Regions from separate parts of the Mus musculus genome. Here region 1 is linked to region 2. A link is a loop called in an ENCODE intact Hi-C map of the cell type or tissue named here. Cell type or tissue: left cerebral cortex. All regions are shown on one strand. Links, peaks and the distances in the headings refer to the core of each region. The heading gives the core; the rest is flanking DNA.

Region 1 (8,341 bases), core at 299-8,298, 320 kb before region 2:
ACAGAAGATGCTCTTGTCTCTTAGCCAAAAGAGGATGTCTCCGAAGAGTCCACACAGGAATCTAAAGAATGAATGTCAATAATTTGAGCTGAACTAGGCATGGTCAAACACACCTTTTTTCTCAGCATCTTGGAGACTGAGGCAGGCTTATCTTTGTGAGTTTATGGCCACACTGTCTACCCAAAAAGGTCAGAAAAGCCAGAACTACATGGTTAGATTCTGTTTCAGAAACAGGATGATATTGGAGACAAGATGTTGCCTCACACTTATTACAACAAGAAGTAGAAATGGTGTTGTCACATCTTCTGGGCAAATAAACACATTCTTAGTCAAGCATGACTGTGTGATCCTTTCATTTTGGGGCTCCAGGAGCAGAGATAGGGTAATCTCTGTGTTCTTGGCCAATCTGGTCTAAGTAGAGACTCCCAAACATTCATGTCTTCAGAGTGATGCTGTCTTAGTCAGGGTTTCTATTCCTGCACAAACATCATGACCAAGAAGCAAGTTGAGGAGGAAAGGGTTTATTCAGCTTATATTTTCCACATTGCTGTTTATTACCAAAGAAAGTCAGGACTGGAACTCAAGCAGGTCAGGAAGCAGGAGCTGATGCAGAGGCCATGGAGGGATGTTCTTTACTGGCTTGCTCAGCCTGCTCTCTTATAGAACCAAGACTACCAACCCAGAGATGGTCCTACCCACAAGGGGTCTTTCCCCCCTTTATCACTAATTGAGAAAATGCCTTACAGTTGGATCTCATGGAGGCCTTTCCTCAACTGAAGCTGCTTTCTCTGTGATAACTCCAGCTGTGTCAAGTTGTCACAAAACTAGCCAGTACAGATGCTATACCTTCATTAATATTTGTGAGATGACAGGTGACTCAGGTGTTTAGAGCAGAGACTGATCATTCAGAGGATTCAACTAAAATCCCCAGTTTGCCTATGAGGTACCTCACAACCACCTAAAACTCTAAATCCAGAGGGATCCAACTCCTTTAGCCTCTGGGACGTTTCATCCATGTGAACATTTCTCATTAAAGACACACATATACATAATTAAAAATTAGAAAACTTTAAAGTGTGATAAATGAGATTATCACCCCAGCAACGTAATGAATGAAGTAAATGAATAAATGTGTGTGTGTGTGTGTGTGTGTGTGTGTGTACTAAAATCAAAATAAAGATGATTTATAAGCAGTATTTTATTTATGCACAGCAGACAAGAGCATCTGTGATTAAATATTTATAGGTGATTTTCATTTTGAAAGTATTCTTTATTTTGGATTTTTGGGGGGTCCTTCTTTGTTTCTTTCCCTCTATCTTTCTTTTGGCAGTTTATTTGGGTAATGTTGGCTGTCCTAGAACTTGCTCTGTAGAAAAGGTTGGCCTCCAACTCAGAGATCTTCCTGCATCTACCTCTCTAGTTAAGTGGAAACTTCTAGTTTCTTTGGAAAGTTCTTTATATCAAATGATGTTTTGCTGGGCTACACAGGTGAAAGGTTGTCTTACTAAAGCAAACACTAGGAAGATTGTTTTCCTGAGGCAGGCCAAGGTGGAAAAAGTTTTGCTGGAGCAGACACAGGAAAGAATGTTTACCTGAAGAAGACACAGGTGAAAGGATGCTTTGACATAGCAGACAAGTAAAGGATACTTGATAAAGGAGTTAATGTAACCCCACAAACAGTGGGAGACCAGCATTGACCTTTGTTTTGGATTGCTCTTCCCCACTATTTTTCCCTAACAGCACCCATGTTTTGGTTTGCCTTACATAGCAATGCTGAGGTCAACTTGTGATAATGCCACTACTGAGAGAAATTTGCCAAAAACTGCTCATGAGGTACCTGTGCCAGCTTGATGCTTCTGTGGCCACTCCTGAGACCAATTGGCAAGCCTGGTGATTTCTTCAGGATTGAACTACACCTTCAGGTTCCTGCCTAGTGTCTGCCTGCTAAAAGGACTGTAATGAAGATGCTGGTTCCTGTGTCTTGGGCTGCCTTGGCCTACCTTTATGCTCTCAGTGTGCACAAGCTCTGGATATTATTCAGCATGGCTGTCCACAGAGTCATAAGGGGTCTGGTAAAACATTCAGTTACCATATATCCATGCTATAATTTAGTCTCCACCATCCAGAAGCCCAGAGTCCCTGATCTGCAATACTAGAGAACTCAGTGTGCCCTGTTGTACTCTCTAGCTGTCTCAAGTCCAAACACTCATCAGTCTCAGGATATGGAGCTCCCACAAGAACCAACCCAGATACAATTAACCTTTCTCCCACCAGGTACCAGACCCCGCTCCTTTGAATATCATTTCCTTTGGAAAGGTTATTCAGGAGAAGACAATATGACCAGCTTCTTGTTATGGTAAAATGACACTAATAACCTATTAAGGCCCTCAAAAGAAGCAGTAATACTGTGTTATGCCCAACAACATGGGTTTTGCTTTCCACAGATTTTCTTCCAAGGACTGACTGAGGAAAATCTCTGAAATGTATGGCATTAGTCTTTACTTTTGAAATTATTACAAGGTCCTGTGGACACTGGGCTTTATTACACTAATTTGGAGAATCATGTAGAAGGTCTGTTAACTAGTGACCACCTGGCTGCCCATCCAGACTGTCTGAAATTTAAAAGTGAACCAAGATATGTAATTTCCTCTAGCAGCTCTGGAGCCATGTGACTATATAAGATTACCCTGAAGACTGAATCTGAGATAGAATTGCCAGTGAATAACTTCAGCTTGCATTGCTCTCCCTTCTCTCCTTTCTGCTCTCTCTTTCTTGCTGTGTGTAGCTGCGATATTTGCACACTGAGACAGCGTGCTCTATACTCTAAGACAAGTCTGGGCTGTGTGGTGAGACACAGTGTCAGAAATCAAAGAAGAAGGAATCAAACTCAAATGAATGTTTGCAAATGAATGTTTGCAAAGCCTACACAGGACAGAAGTGCTGGAATATGGAGGAGGAAACACATGAATCACTGGAAAGGGACTGGCATAAGGGTGAGTGCTTATTGAGGATGTAAGAGACCTTTCTACATGCACCATATTGCATTGATACAGCCATTTCTGTGGTTTCTTTCCATACCCTGAATCATTCCCACGGTGATACTCACAGACCTAACACTAGCAGTTGTGTGTTCGGAAAACAGAAGTCAGTGTCCTTGTGGTTGGCCAAAATTTATAGTCAAAATGAGTTTGGTCAGGGCCATATGCTTTTAGATAAGAGTGGTCTTGAACTCAGAGATCTATCTGCCTCTGCTTCGCAATTACTGTGATTAATGGCATCATGCTCAAACACTTGTCTTCAATAAACAAGTTATGGACTATTATTCTTCTTGAGTAGTGATCTGATCCAAATTATCTAAACCATCCAAATCTGAATATGAGCAAGTGGGTGGAGACTCAGTTTTTGAATCAGAGGCCTACTTTGGCTTGGGGGTGTGGCCACAAAGGGAGGCTTCAGCTGAAAATTATATAAAGGGTCATAGCAGGCAAAGAAACTCTTGGGTTCTTGGAGGTTGGAATCATAGCCTACCTCAGTCTGACTATGATGATCTGTCACCAGTGTCTAGATCAAGTAAGTCTTTCAGCTTCATAAGAATACCTCATCTGATGCAACCTAGTCTAGCCTTGACCTCATTTGAAATTTTGTTCACATAATTTCTTACTTGCTAGTTCTCCCTCTCCCCCTCCCCCTCCCCCTCCCAAGATGAGTTCTTTCAACATAACATTGCCTGGCCTGTGTCCTGGATATTCTGTATATTTTGCCTAATGCTCACTTACCAATTAGTATATACCATGCATGTCATTTTGAGTTTTGGGCTATTACAAATAAACCTGCTGTGAATATAGTGGAGCATATTTCTTTGTGGTATTGTTGGGTATCTTCTGGGTATATGCTCCAGAGTGGTATATCTGGGTCTTCAGGTATAACTGTTTCCAATTTTCTGAGAAACCACCAGATTGGTATCCATTATGGTTGCACCAGTTTGCAATTTCACCAGCAATGGAGTCATGTTCCCCTTTCTCCACATTCTCACTAGAATGTGCAGTCACTTGAGTTTTTGATCTTAGCCATTCTGATTATTCTAGGGTAGAATCTTAAGGTCGTTTGTTTTTTTGCATTTCATAATGATTAAGGATTTGAATATTTTTTAAGTGTTTCTGTGTTATTTGAGTTTCTTCTTTGGTTGAATTAGGGGAAGGATTAAAGAAGCTGAAGAGGATGACCCCCAAGTAAGATCACCTGTCTCAACTAACCTAGACACCTGGCAGCTCCTAGAGACTGAGCCAACCAGCCAGGCAGCATACACAGGCTATTCCAAAGGCCCCAGCACATACAGGGTAGAGGAATGCCTTGTCTGGTTTCAGTGGTTGAAAATGTGACTTATTCTGTAGACTTGAGGCCCTAGAAAAGGGAGATGCCGAGGATGGAGTTTAGCGGAGAAGGGGAGCACCCTCTTTGTGGAAACTGGGAAGAGGAACTGGATGAGGAACTGTAGTGGGAGTGAGCAATGGCTGGAATGTAAATTTAAAAAAAAATGCCAAACGTGAAATTCAGAGATTCTCCTGCCTTGACCATGTGAGGACTGCTTAACCAGACTACCAAAATGTGTTCTAAATTATACCTAATTATTAATTGGGTCATTTGTTTTTAGAGACAGGGTTTCTCTGTGTATCCCTGGCTGTCCTGGAACTCACTTTGTAGACCAGTATGGACTCGAACTCAGAAATCCACTTGCCTCTGCCTCCCAAGTGCTGGGATTAAAGGCATGGGCAACCATGCCAGGCACATAGTCTCTTCTTTATGGATGCTTTATAAAGAGTTACAGACCTTGCCAGTGGCTACTGAAAGATTACTGACTTTAGATTTTTCTTTCCCACTCTATTTAGCTCTGTAGTTTACAAACCTGAAACTTGGAACTTTAACAAAATATTCTCCAAAAGACCTGTATGAGTCATAATCAAAATTGATGCCAATTACTAATGATTGGGATTTCAAAGATGCTATGACTTATTCCATGCAGTGTAGCTGGATGAATAGATAATTGTGGAAAATTTGGAAACTGTTTCCTTTGCTTTTTTTTTTTTTTTTTTTTTTTGGCCCTGGAGAACTAAACACAGTCTATTCATCATCCAACAAATGGCTGAGTCTTCAGAGTTTCTGGTGATGCCTTCCCAGTGGAATATATTCACCCCAGCTCTGGCTACAATAGGATGTGGCTTTTGGGAACTAGGATACTTTGGAGATGCTTCACAACACCAGAGACAGTTAGGGCTTTAAAGCCAACACAGGCCAATCCAAGCAGTTCTGGATTAAAAATGCTATGATGGCATAGGCTGAGCAGTGATGGACCACACATTTAATCTCAGCACTTGGGAAGTACAGGCAAACAAATTTCTGTAGGATCCAGGCCAGTGTGGTCTATAAAACAAATTTCAGCACAGCTAAGGATATACGTAGTTCTGTAAAGACATTACCTAAAGGAAGAAAGAAAAAAACTGAAGGTGCTCAAATTGGTAAACTGAGTTCTGAATTCTTATCAATAGTAATCTAGCCTTCACACTTCTCTCTGTGAGCAGAAGGGATTCCTATGTTTCTTGTCATTAATGGTATTTTTCTCTGCTTCCCTAGGATGACTCTTCAGAAGAAGAAGAAGCAGTTAGTGTCTACTCCCCATCCACCCTGGTGAAACTGGCAAGACAGAGGCTACTGAGGGAGGAGGCTTTGGTCATTTCTGCTCTCAAGGGCCTGCCAAATATGCTGTTCCCAGTGATATTTGAGGAGGCCTTCATTAATGGTCATACAAAGATCTTGAAGGCCATGATACCTATGTGGCCCTTCCCATACCTTTCTGTAGGAGCACTGACAAACAACTGCAACCTGAAGACTTTGAAGGCTGTTCTTGATGGACTAGATATACTTCTTGCACAAAAGGTTCGCTCCAGGTAGGCAAGATTTGCTGGGGTTGGAGGAAGATTCTCTAAGAGGCTGAGAAGGAGCAACTAGAGACAGATAATATTTGCTTGAGTGTGGATCAGAGGGTTCTGATCATCAATTCTTTCTTCAACCCACAGTCTGGACTATTCTCTTCTGGGTGTAGAGGTTTAGAGGAGTGTAGAGGCTTGGTCTATGTCTCATATCTCTGGGAAAATAATAAATAATGTAATACACAGAAAAGAGTAGACACACCCAATGAAAAATGGGTTTACCTGCATCCCTTAAAGGTACAAGTGAAATGAGATTGGGATTAAGGGGCTTGGAATGAAGAGAAATAAGACAGGACTAAAGATGCCCCTCTTGCAAAGAATGCTATCCATTTCTTGAGCACAAGGCTCAGAGTTTGATTCTAGGCACAAGACAAAGCAAAGTTTTAGAAGAAACCGCTAAAGTGTGATATGTGGAAGAGAATCAGACTATAAGATGTGTCTTCTCTTACCTTCTAAAAATTATACTCATTTCTCCAACAGTAGGTGCAAACTCAGAGTACTCAAATGGAGAGATGAACAGCATGACTTTTGTGGGATATGGCCTGGATCCCATGAAGCTGAAGACTTACCAGAGTTAATGACACAGAAGCATCCCGTGCAGAACAACCCTGACTGTGGGGTAAAGAAAGAATTGAGGGTAACAACTGAACTCTCTGTCATGAAGGGCAGACTTGATGATTCTGCCACATACTTGTTGGAGTGGGCCCAGCAGAGAAAAGATTCCATTCACCTACTCTGCAGAAAGCTGGTAATTGAAACCTTAACCAAAGACACAGTGATAGAAATCTTCAAAATTGTAAATGCAGATTGTATACAGGAGCTGGAGCTGTATTCTCTTTGCCTAGAAGATTTGGCTTTTCTTAATCCCTACCTGAGACAGATGGACAATCTTCTTGAACTCACACTTGATCACGTCACAGATTCCCTCAGTATGGGTGATTCTGAAATGTGTGAGGAAGAAATGATCACATTGGTTTCTCAACTTCCCACATTTCCCTGTCTCCAGAAACTCTGTGTAAATGATGTCTACTTTATATATGGCAACCTGAATGAAATCCTCAGGTAAGGTAGGACTGAGGGGGTCATGTCATACACCAGATAAAACACATCTGTTTTTTTTTCTTTTGCCTTCATTTCTTTTGTTTTATTTTGTTTTGTCTTTTGAACGCTATGGAGTGCTTTATGATCTGGACACCATAAACCTAGCATTGTTAGAGACATAGCATATCTGAGCAGATGAGCCCTGTGCTAAGATATGTATTTCCAGGCATAAGCATGCCTCTTATTGCTCATGTGTGAAAGTATTTGAGTCCAGAAACAGGTTGACTAGATGAGAAATATGCAACATTATGTTTCAAGGTGAAGACAGGATTATGGACCTTGGAGGATCAAAACCTCTGAGAACTCTTAACAATAGCACAAAGAAGTTGTTCAACTTTGTTTGGGATAAGAAGTCCTTCCTATATATACCATGTTAACCTGAAATATCCATTGCTGTAGTTTCCAGCAAGGCACTGAATCATGAATATGTTGATATCTACAGGCCTCAAACTAGAATGGTCTGAGTTGAATGAGCAGATAATAGAAGGACATGTCCTGGGTGGAGGGTTGACCACAATATATACTCAGAATAGTTTGGGAGAAGTGTCATCTGCTTAGCTGTCAATTATATCAACCCTTTTCAACAACATTTGCCAAAAAGCAATCATTTCTTCTCTCCCCAGGTGCCTGAAGAAGCCATTGGTATCATTTTGCATCAGTAACTGTGAACTCTCACAGTCAGACTTGGATTGCCTGCCCTATTGCCTGAATATTTTTGAGCTAAAATGTTTGTACCTTATTGATATACCTTTAAATCATTTATGCCTTGATCCTCTCGGGTTTCTCCTTGAGAGTGTTAGACATACCCTGGAATGCTTGGAATTAAAGTCATGTGATATGGGGGAACCTCAATTCAATGCCCTGCTGCCTGCCCTAAGTCAATGTTCCCACCTCACAGATGTCAGTTTTTGGGAAAATGAACTCTCTCTGCTGTTCCTGAAACAACTTCTACAGCACACATCCAAGCTGACTCAGCTGAGCTATGAGCTGTACCCTGCCCCTCTTGAGTGCTATGATGACAGGGGTTTAATACTATCACACAGATTAGAACAATTTTGTCCCGAACTCCTGGATATACTCAGGGCCAAAAGACAGCCCAAGGATATTGCCTTTGTTACAAACCCATGTTCTAAATGTGGTAGATACTATGTTTATGATCCAAAGACCCAACGTTTCTCTTTGGAAGACACAACCCTGTAAGGTTGATTGTGGAACAGAGAAATGCAAGCTTAGTATTGGGGATCGATGAAATCTTA
Region 2 (8,341 bases), core at 157-8,156:
AGTATCTAGGATACAGGCAAGGCAATCTTATGTTGAGAGAACTCATCTCAAAGAGAGAGAGAGGGGGAGAAAGAGAGGGAGAGGGAGAGGGAGAGAGAGACAGGGAGAGGGAGAGGGAGAGGGAGAGGGAGAGGGAGAGGGAGAGGGAGAGGGAGAGGGAGAGGGAGAGGGAGAGGGAGAGGGAGAGAGAGAGAGAGAGAGAGAGAGAGAGAGAGAGAGAGAGAGAGAGAGAGAGAACTAGCAAGTAAAAAATTATGTGAACAAAATTTCAAGTGAGGGCCAGGCTTTGGTGGTGCACACCTTTAATCCCAGCACTTGTGAGGCAGAGGGAGGCAGATTTCTGAGTTCGAGGCCAGCTTGGTCTACAAAGTGAGTTCCACGAGAGCCAAGGCTATACAGAGAAACCCTGTCTCAAAAAACAAAACAAAACAAAAAATTTCAAGTGAGGGCAAGGCTAGACTAGGTTCTATCAGATGAGGTATCCTTATGGAGCTGAAAGACTTACTTGATCTGGACACTGCTGACAGATCACCATAATCAGACAGAGTTAGGTTGTGACTCCAAGCTCCAAGAGACTGAGACTACCTCTACCTGTATGACCCTTTATATAACTTCCAGGTGAAGTCCCCCTTTGTGGCCACACCCCCCCAAGCCAAAGTATGCCTCTGATTTAAAAACTGAGTCTCCAACCACTTGCTCATATTCAGATTTGAATGTTGTAGATAATTTGGATCAGATCTGTACTCAGGAAGAATCTTTGTCCAGAATGATAGTCAAGAACTTATTTATTGAAGCCAAGTGATTGAGCTTGATGCCTTTGATAACATCAATTGCAAAGCAGAGGCAGGTAGATCTCTGAGTTCAAGATCACTCTTGTCTCCAAGCATATGGCACTAACCAATCACATCCTGACTATAAATTTAGGTCAACCGCAAGGACTTCTGTTTTCTGACCACACAACTGCTAGTGTTAGGCCTGTGAGCATCACCATGGACATGATTCAGGGTATGTAAGGGAACCACATAAATGGCTGTATCAGGCCAACATGGTTCATATAGAAAGGTATCTTGCATCCTCAATAAGCACTCACCCTTATCCAGTCCCTTTGCAGTGATTCCTGTGTTTCCCCCTCCATGTTCTAGCACTTTTCTCCTGTGTAGGCTTTGCAAACATTCATTTGAATTTGATTCCTTCTTCTTTGATTTCTGACACTGGGTCTCGCCACACAGCCCAGATTTGTCTTAAAGTCTAGAGCATCCTGTCTCAGTGTACAAATTTCACAGCTACCCACAGCAAGAAAGAGAGAGCAGAAAGGAGAGGAGGGAGAGCAATGCAAGCTGAAGATATTCACTGACAAGTCTATCTCAGATTCACATGGCTCCAGAGCTGCCAGAGGAACTTACATATCTTGGTTCACTTTTAAATTTTAGACAGTCTGGATGGGCAGCCAGGTGGTCACTAGTTAACAGACCTTCTACATGATTCTCCAAATTAGTGTAATAAAGCACAATGTCCACAGGACCTTGTAATAACTTCAAAAGTAAAGACAAATGCCATACATTTCAGAGATTCTCTTCACTCAGTCCATGGAAGACTCAATCTGTGGAAAGCAGAACCTATGTTGTTGGGCATACCACAGTAGTACTGCCTTTTTTAACGGCCTGTCTTTTTGCCATGACAAGAAGCTGGTCACATTGGCTTCTCCTGAATAACCTTTCCAAAGGGAAATGAGAGTCAAAGAAGCAGGCTTTGGTACCTGGTGAGACAAAGGTTAATTGTATCTGGGTCGGTTCTTCTGGGAGCTCCATATCCTGAGGCTGTTGAGTGTTTGGACTTGAGACAACTAGAGAGTACTTCCATGGACCGGGCTCAGTTGGCTTCTCTCAACCTGTGGGGAATTAAGATTCCAGATAGGTGGGCAAAGAGTTGTCGAGAATTGACAAAAGGAAACAGACACAAGGGAGTGTTGAATCTGAATGTATTTTTTTTCCAAGCAACACCAGGATTTCAATACAGAAGAAAAACAAGAAGGCTAGGTGAGTACATCCCAAGGTACACTGGTTCTTAACACAAAACAAAGAAAACGTATACATAAAAAGATGGTGGGAGCCAGGCAGTATTTACAACTGTGAATAGGAACAACCCTAATTAAGATCAGCTAAACACAGGAGCCAGGTGAATGCTCTGATACAATGCTAGAATATTGTTAAACCCACCACCAGGGGATCTTTAGTAAATACATGATTATGCTATTCTTCTGGGCCTAGTGGAAAAACCTGCACGAGGGGAATTCCATTCTACTAACCCTTTCATGAATAATACTACAATCTACTTATTTCCTAGGCCAATGTATATTCCTGTGTTTGGGTGTGACTCGGCTATTGTCCTAAGTAATTACTATGCAGACTAGCCCTGAGCTTTTCTAGCTCTGTTCAAGTAAATTGTAATGCCTACTTAGTTTCACTGTCTCTATTAGAAATGAATTTGAATGTTACTGAATAGGTAACATTCTTACTGAATTCCAAGCTCAGAGTTGACTTCAAGGATTATCGAACACTGGTGTAGGCCAGGGAGTAAAATTCAACCTGATTTAAGTATTTGTAAAATCATTACTTGGAAGCAGCTATAATACAAGAAAGCACACAGATCCATACACCAGACTAACATGGCGACAGGGTTTGAGTATATGGCCTATGGGAATGCCAAGGTTCCAGGAGGCAAACTGTCCTTGAAACTCTTTGCCTCAGGACTGCTTTCAGGTTTCTAAACCTGTAATGTGAGTCATTACTGGAGTGGATGTAGCAGAGTACAACAGGGTAAACTGAGTTCTCTAGTATTGCAGATCAGGGACTCTGGGCTTCTGGTGGTTCCTGGGATGGGGGGAGGAGACTAAATTATAGCATGAATATATGGTAACTGAGTATTTTACCAGACCCCTTCTGACTCTGTGGAGATCTATAATGAGTAATGTCCAGAGCTTGTGCACACCGAGAGATTAAAGGGAGACCAAGGCAGCCCAAGACACAGGAACCAGCATCTTCATTCCAGTCCTTTTAGCAGGCAGACAAAGAGCCTGCAGCTGTAGTTCAATCCTGAAGAAATCACCAGGCTTGCCCATTGGTCTCAGGAGTGGCCACAGAAGCATCAAGCTGGCACAAGTAACTCATGAGCAGTTCTTGGCAAATTTCTCTCAATAGTGACATAATCACAAGTTGACCTCAGCATTGCTATGTAAGGCAAACCAAAACATGGGTGCTGTTAGGGAAAAATAGTGGGGAAGAGCAATCCAAAACAAAGGTCAATGCTAGTCTCCCACTGTTTGTGAGGTTACATTAACTCCTTTATCAAGTATTCTTTACTTGTCTGCTATGTCAAAGCATCCTTTCACCTGTGTGTGCTTCAGGTAAACATTCTTTCCTGTGTCTGCTCCAGCAAAACTTTTTTCACCTGGACTTGCCTCAGGAAAACAATCTTCCTAGTGTTTGCTTTAGTAAGACAACCTTTCACCTGTGTAGCCCAGCAAAACATCATTTGATATAACGAACTTCCCAAAGAAACTAGAAGTTTCCACTTAACTAGAGAGGTAGAGGCAGGAAGATCTCTGAGTTGGAGGCCAAACTTTTCTATAAAGAAAGTTCTAGGACAGCCAGCATTACCCAAATAAACTGTCAAAAGAAAGATAGAGGGAAAGAAACAAAGAAGACCACTGCCCCCCCCCAAAAAAAAAACAAAATAAAGACTACTTTTAAAATGAAAATCACTAATATTAATATTTTATCACAGATGCTCTGGTCTCCTGTGCATAAATAAAATACTGCTTAGAAATCATCTTTAATTTGATTTTAGTACACACCTCTGTATATATATACATATATATACACATTTATTCATTTACTTCTTCATTCATTATATTGCTGGGGTGATAATCTCATTCATCACACTTTAAAGTTTTCTAATTTTTAATTATGTGTATATGTGTGTCTTTAATGAGAAATGTTCACATGGATGAAACTTCCCAGAGGCCAAAGGAGTTGGGTCCCTCTCGATATAGAGTTTTAGGTGGTTGTACCTGATATGGGAACTGGAAATTTTAGTTGAGTCCTCTGAACGATCAGTCTCTGCTCTAAACACCTGAGTCACCTGTCATCTCACAAATATTAATGAAGATATAGCTTCACTCTGAAGACATGAAAGGGTTGGCAGTCTCTACTTAGACCAGATTGGCCCTGAACACAGAGATTACCCTGTCTCTGCTCCTGGAGCACCAAAATGAAAGGATCACATAGTCATGGTTGACTAAAAATGAGTTTATTTGCCCAGAAGATGTGACAACACCATTTCTACCTCTTGTTCTGATAAGTGTGAGGCAACATCTTGTCTCAAATATCATCTTGTTTTTGAAACAGGATTTAACCATGGAGTTCTGGCTTTTCTGACCTTTTTGGGTAGACCGGTCTGACCATAAACTCACAAAGATAAGCTTGCCTCAGTCTCCAAGATGCTGAGAGAAAAGGCGTGTTTGACTATGCCTAGTTCACCTCAAATTATTAACAGCCGTTCTTCAGCTTCTTGTGTGGACTCTTCTGAGACATTTTCTTTTGTTACGGAGACAAGAACACCATCTGTATAAATGACACAAATTTGAAACAGTTTTCAATGACACATAAGCCTTTGGTATGTTTGGGTCAATCAGTATGTGTCAAGAAATTGCCATGAGACTGTTTGAAACTTGAACAAATGTTGTCTCTTTGGAATATCTGCTCTCAGTGTTATTTGATTGCTTGCAGCTAAACACTACACTCTTCTTGGTCCTAAGACACTCCTGGGAAATCTAGAGTTCTTTCTTTTGATTACAGCTAGCCTTGGTCAAAAGGGACTGAGATTAGTGCAGGTTGTCTGCTCTCATGAGCAGCAAGGGTTAGATAATTTTGGTAGCTGGAACAAATATTTTGGTGTTTGAACAAATAACTACAGTGAGCTAGCTAGGTGCCAGTCTTCTAGGGGAGACTATGGCCCCTGCTCCTTTGAAAATGAAGGCTTAACATCTTGATGAGATTCCCTCTCTACTGAGGCACCTACTACCAACATCAATCAACACCATCTCCAGACTGCATGTCCAGAACTGCTGCCTCACAACAACAGGCACAAGCAATCCTCCTGCCTCAGCCCTCTTGAGCAGATAGTTAACACAGCTGAACAATGACAGAGCATATAACTCAGCTATAAATTTCTGGAAAGAATGCACAGTTGTGACAATGTATTTGTCACAAAGTCCTCAGAGGATATTTTTAGGAGATTCTGTGTTTATGTGTAGTATCAGAAATAGAGCAATGCCAATGGGACAGAAACTCAGCACTGTGTGCATCATATGTGAAGAAAACTGAGCCAGGTATGTTAGTTTACAACAGTCATTCTATCAAGTGGGATGCTGAGGCAGGAGGAGTGCTGAGAATTAGGGTTTCAGATCAACCTTAGCTACAGATGAAAACCTTGCCCAAACACAAGTTAAAAATGAGTACATAAATATTAGTTTTATGGATTAATTTATTTGATGGGCTTTTGAGTTTCAGGCTAGTTTTGGTTTTGTTGTTTTCCCAAAAGGAAATCTTTCAGTCTATGCACCATCCAATAAATTCATTGAGATTTGCACTTTTCTTTCTGTGGTGTGATGGATTATTGTGTGATATGTAAACATGAGGATTTGTTTGTTTGTTTTGAGACTAGTGATCTCTATGTTATCCCTGGCTGTCCTGGAGCTCTTCATATAGTCCAGGCTGGCCTCAAACTATATTTTAATGAATGTTTCTTTTATGAATGTGTGTGTGTCCTTGAATTTGAGGCACAGATGTTCATAACTGAGAAGTCCCCTTGGTGCATTTTTCCTTTAATGAGTAGGAAGTGCATTTCCCAGTCTCTTTTGTTTTCTTTTGGTTGAAATCCAGTGCATCATCCCATCTGGCTTCCTGTGTCAGCTTTTACTCTCTGTGTACAGGCATAGACAGGTCTGCATCCAAGCGTCATCTCTCATTTTCTTGGGAAAATTCTACTGGCTCATAGACAAGGCTTCATTGAACTCAGAAATCCTTCAGCCTCTGCCTAACAAGTACAGGGGTTAAAGCCACAACCACCTGGCCTCAAGAAATCAGTTCTTGACTATCAGTGTGGTCTAAGTTTCTTCCTGGTATAGATTTGAAAATGAGCAAGTGGGTGGAGACTCAATTATTCAATCAGAGGCTGTCTTTGCCTGGGAGGGTGTGGCTACCAAGGATCATCCAGAAAATCACGGTGTCTTGGAACCAGGAGTGAAGATTTCCCATGTCTAAATACAGAAACCTCTCACCAGTGTCTAGATCAGTAAGTCTGTCAACTCATACAGCCTAGTCTAGCCTTGTCCTCACTTCAAGTAATATATATATACATATATATGTATATGTATATATGTATGTGTATATATACATATATATATTTTTTTTTCTTTTTTGAGATGAATTCTCTCTACATAAGCCTAGCTGGCCTGAACTCACAGAGATTCCCTGTCCTTGGCCACTTGAGTGCCCCTTAACCAGAATATCTAAGTGTGTTCTCAAGTATATTTAATTATCAATTGGGTCATTGTGCTTTCTAGGAGTTGCTTTGTTTTTTGTTTTTTGAGGCAGTCTCACTAAGAATGTCAGGGTGACGTTGAATTCAAGGCCATTCTGGCTAGAATGAGAGGTGTCAGCTATTCAAGTGTCTTCACTGCAGATCTTTATGTCAATTTAAGCCTGGCATTTTTGGGTGTGCCTTTAATCCCAGTCACTCGGAGTCAGAGGCAGGGGGATATCTTGACTTTGAAGCCCAACTGATCTATATGGTGTGTTCCAAAACAGCTTGGGATATTATGGGTCTCAAAAATACAAAACAAAACAAATGAGCAAAGAAACAAATTAGAAAAACACAAGCAGTATTTGTATGTGCTGATTGATACATGGTCTGTTCTTTTCATGGAACATAGGATTTCCTCAAACTTGCAGGAAGAAGCCTGTTCCTTTTCCTTCCTTTCTTTTTTTAATTACAATTTTACTTATTCTCTTTACCTCCATCCCTCACTGTCAGCCACTCCCACAATCCTTTCCCCACGGCCCACTCTCATTCTCCTTTTAGTGGTTGGGGCTCCCCCCTGCCCCCAATAACTCACACACCCTGGCACTTCAAGTCATTGTTAGGTTACGTGTGTCCTCTCCCACTGAGACCTGACAAGACAGACCAGCTAGAAGAACAAATCCTATATACAGGCTAGAGCTTTTGTAATACTCAGCACTCCAGTTGCTTGGGACTCACTTGAAGGTCAAGCTGCACATCTACACATGAGCTGGGAAGCCTAGGTCCAGCCTGTGTATGTCATTTGTTTGGTTCCAACTCTGAGAGCCTGTTCTGGTGCCATCTGTTGCCACTGGCTACTTCCCTGAATTCTCCCTGTGCTCGTTAGCTTCATCTCCTGTTGCTACTCTGTCAGTTCTTCCTCCCCAGTCTTCTCTATTCTCACTGTGCTCTACCCACACAAATCTCAATGTCCCATCCCATGTCCAACTATTCACCACTGGCAAGTTTTTGATAGATCAAAAACCAATTGGCAACAAGGATCCTCAGCATCTGGGCATGCAGATGCAAAACATTAGTAGCAATGTCTAACACAAAACCCGTCTTAGAGAAGAGAATTGGGTGCCCTTTTCTGTTCCAGTAAGTGCCCCTTTCTGGCACTCTCAGAACAGAAGTGCTTATTGCATCATTTGTCCTTTTCCTAAGTGGAGACAGGACTCTCTTCTTTCTTTTCCAGGTAGTTGTAATGACCATTCCTGTAGTGCTATAAATGCTCTTATCAAATAGCTCTACCCTAAATATAGCCTCTGTTTTCCTGTACTGTCCCTTATATTATTTGTATTATTTGCTAAATCTAAATTTGAATGGAGTTGGTTTTTCCCAATTTTTCAGAGCAGTTGCCAACCCACTGTATATGAATATAATTATCATTATTAATTGCCCAATGAGCTAATGTTTCGTAGCCCCATTTAACAGAAAATTACATGTTCTGTCCTCCACAACTAGGGTCTTCATTTGAGGGACAGTTATATGTCTAATGGCTGGCTTAATTATTTTCTACATTCTAGATCATATATTCAAAAGACCTAAAGAAAGAGGGAACCTATATGTTTGCAGTCTCTGTGTATTTATTCCTTTTAGGTCCAAATGCTTTATGTAATAAAAAGCTGAGTGTTTGGAAATGATAGGCAATGATATTAGTAATTAGGTTCCTCTCTGTTGTAATAAAGTCCACACTGGACCATGTGCTTCAGCAGCTTGA

The links. A loop is a pair of places that touch in the nucleus more often than their neighbours do. Peaks named below come from ENCODE experiments on the same cell type or tissue, not always from the same donor. Only the 100,000 strongest peaks of a DNase experiment are listed, where the experiment ranks them.
Region 1: it touches region 2 in a loop (6-fold over the local background); 4 of 42 quality-filtered maps call a loop at or near these places.

Annotation. Positions count from the first base shown.
Region 1 is chr4:144,157,806-144,166,146 of GRCm38, reverse strand. Oog3 (oogenesin 3) reads left to right here and starts at 3,496. Exons shown (of 4, transcript NM_201258.2): 1 at 3,496-3,570; 2 at 5,629-5,942; 3 at 6,465-7,046; 4 at 7,709-8,341. The coding sequence starts at 3,541. The coding sequence ends at 8,285. In left cerebral cortex, for the core only: no CTCF peak of the experiment used is centred there; no DNase peak of the experiment used is centred there.
Region 2 is chr4:143,838,733-143,847,073 of GRCm38, reverse strand. It overlaps Pramel27 (PRAME like 27), which reads right to left and starts at 577. Exons shown (of 4, transcript NM_177571.3): 1 at 506-577. The coding sequence starts at 535. In left cerebral cortex, for the core only: no CTCF peak of the experiment used is centred there; no DNase peak of the experiment used is centred there.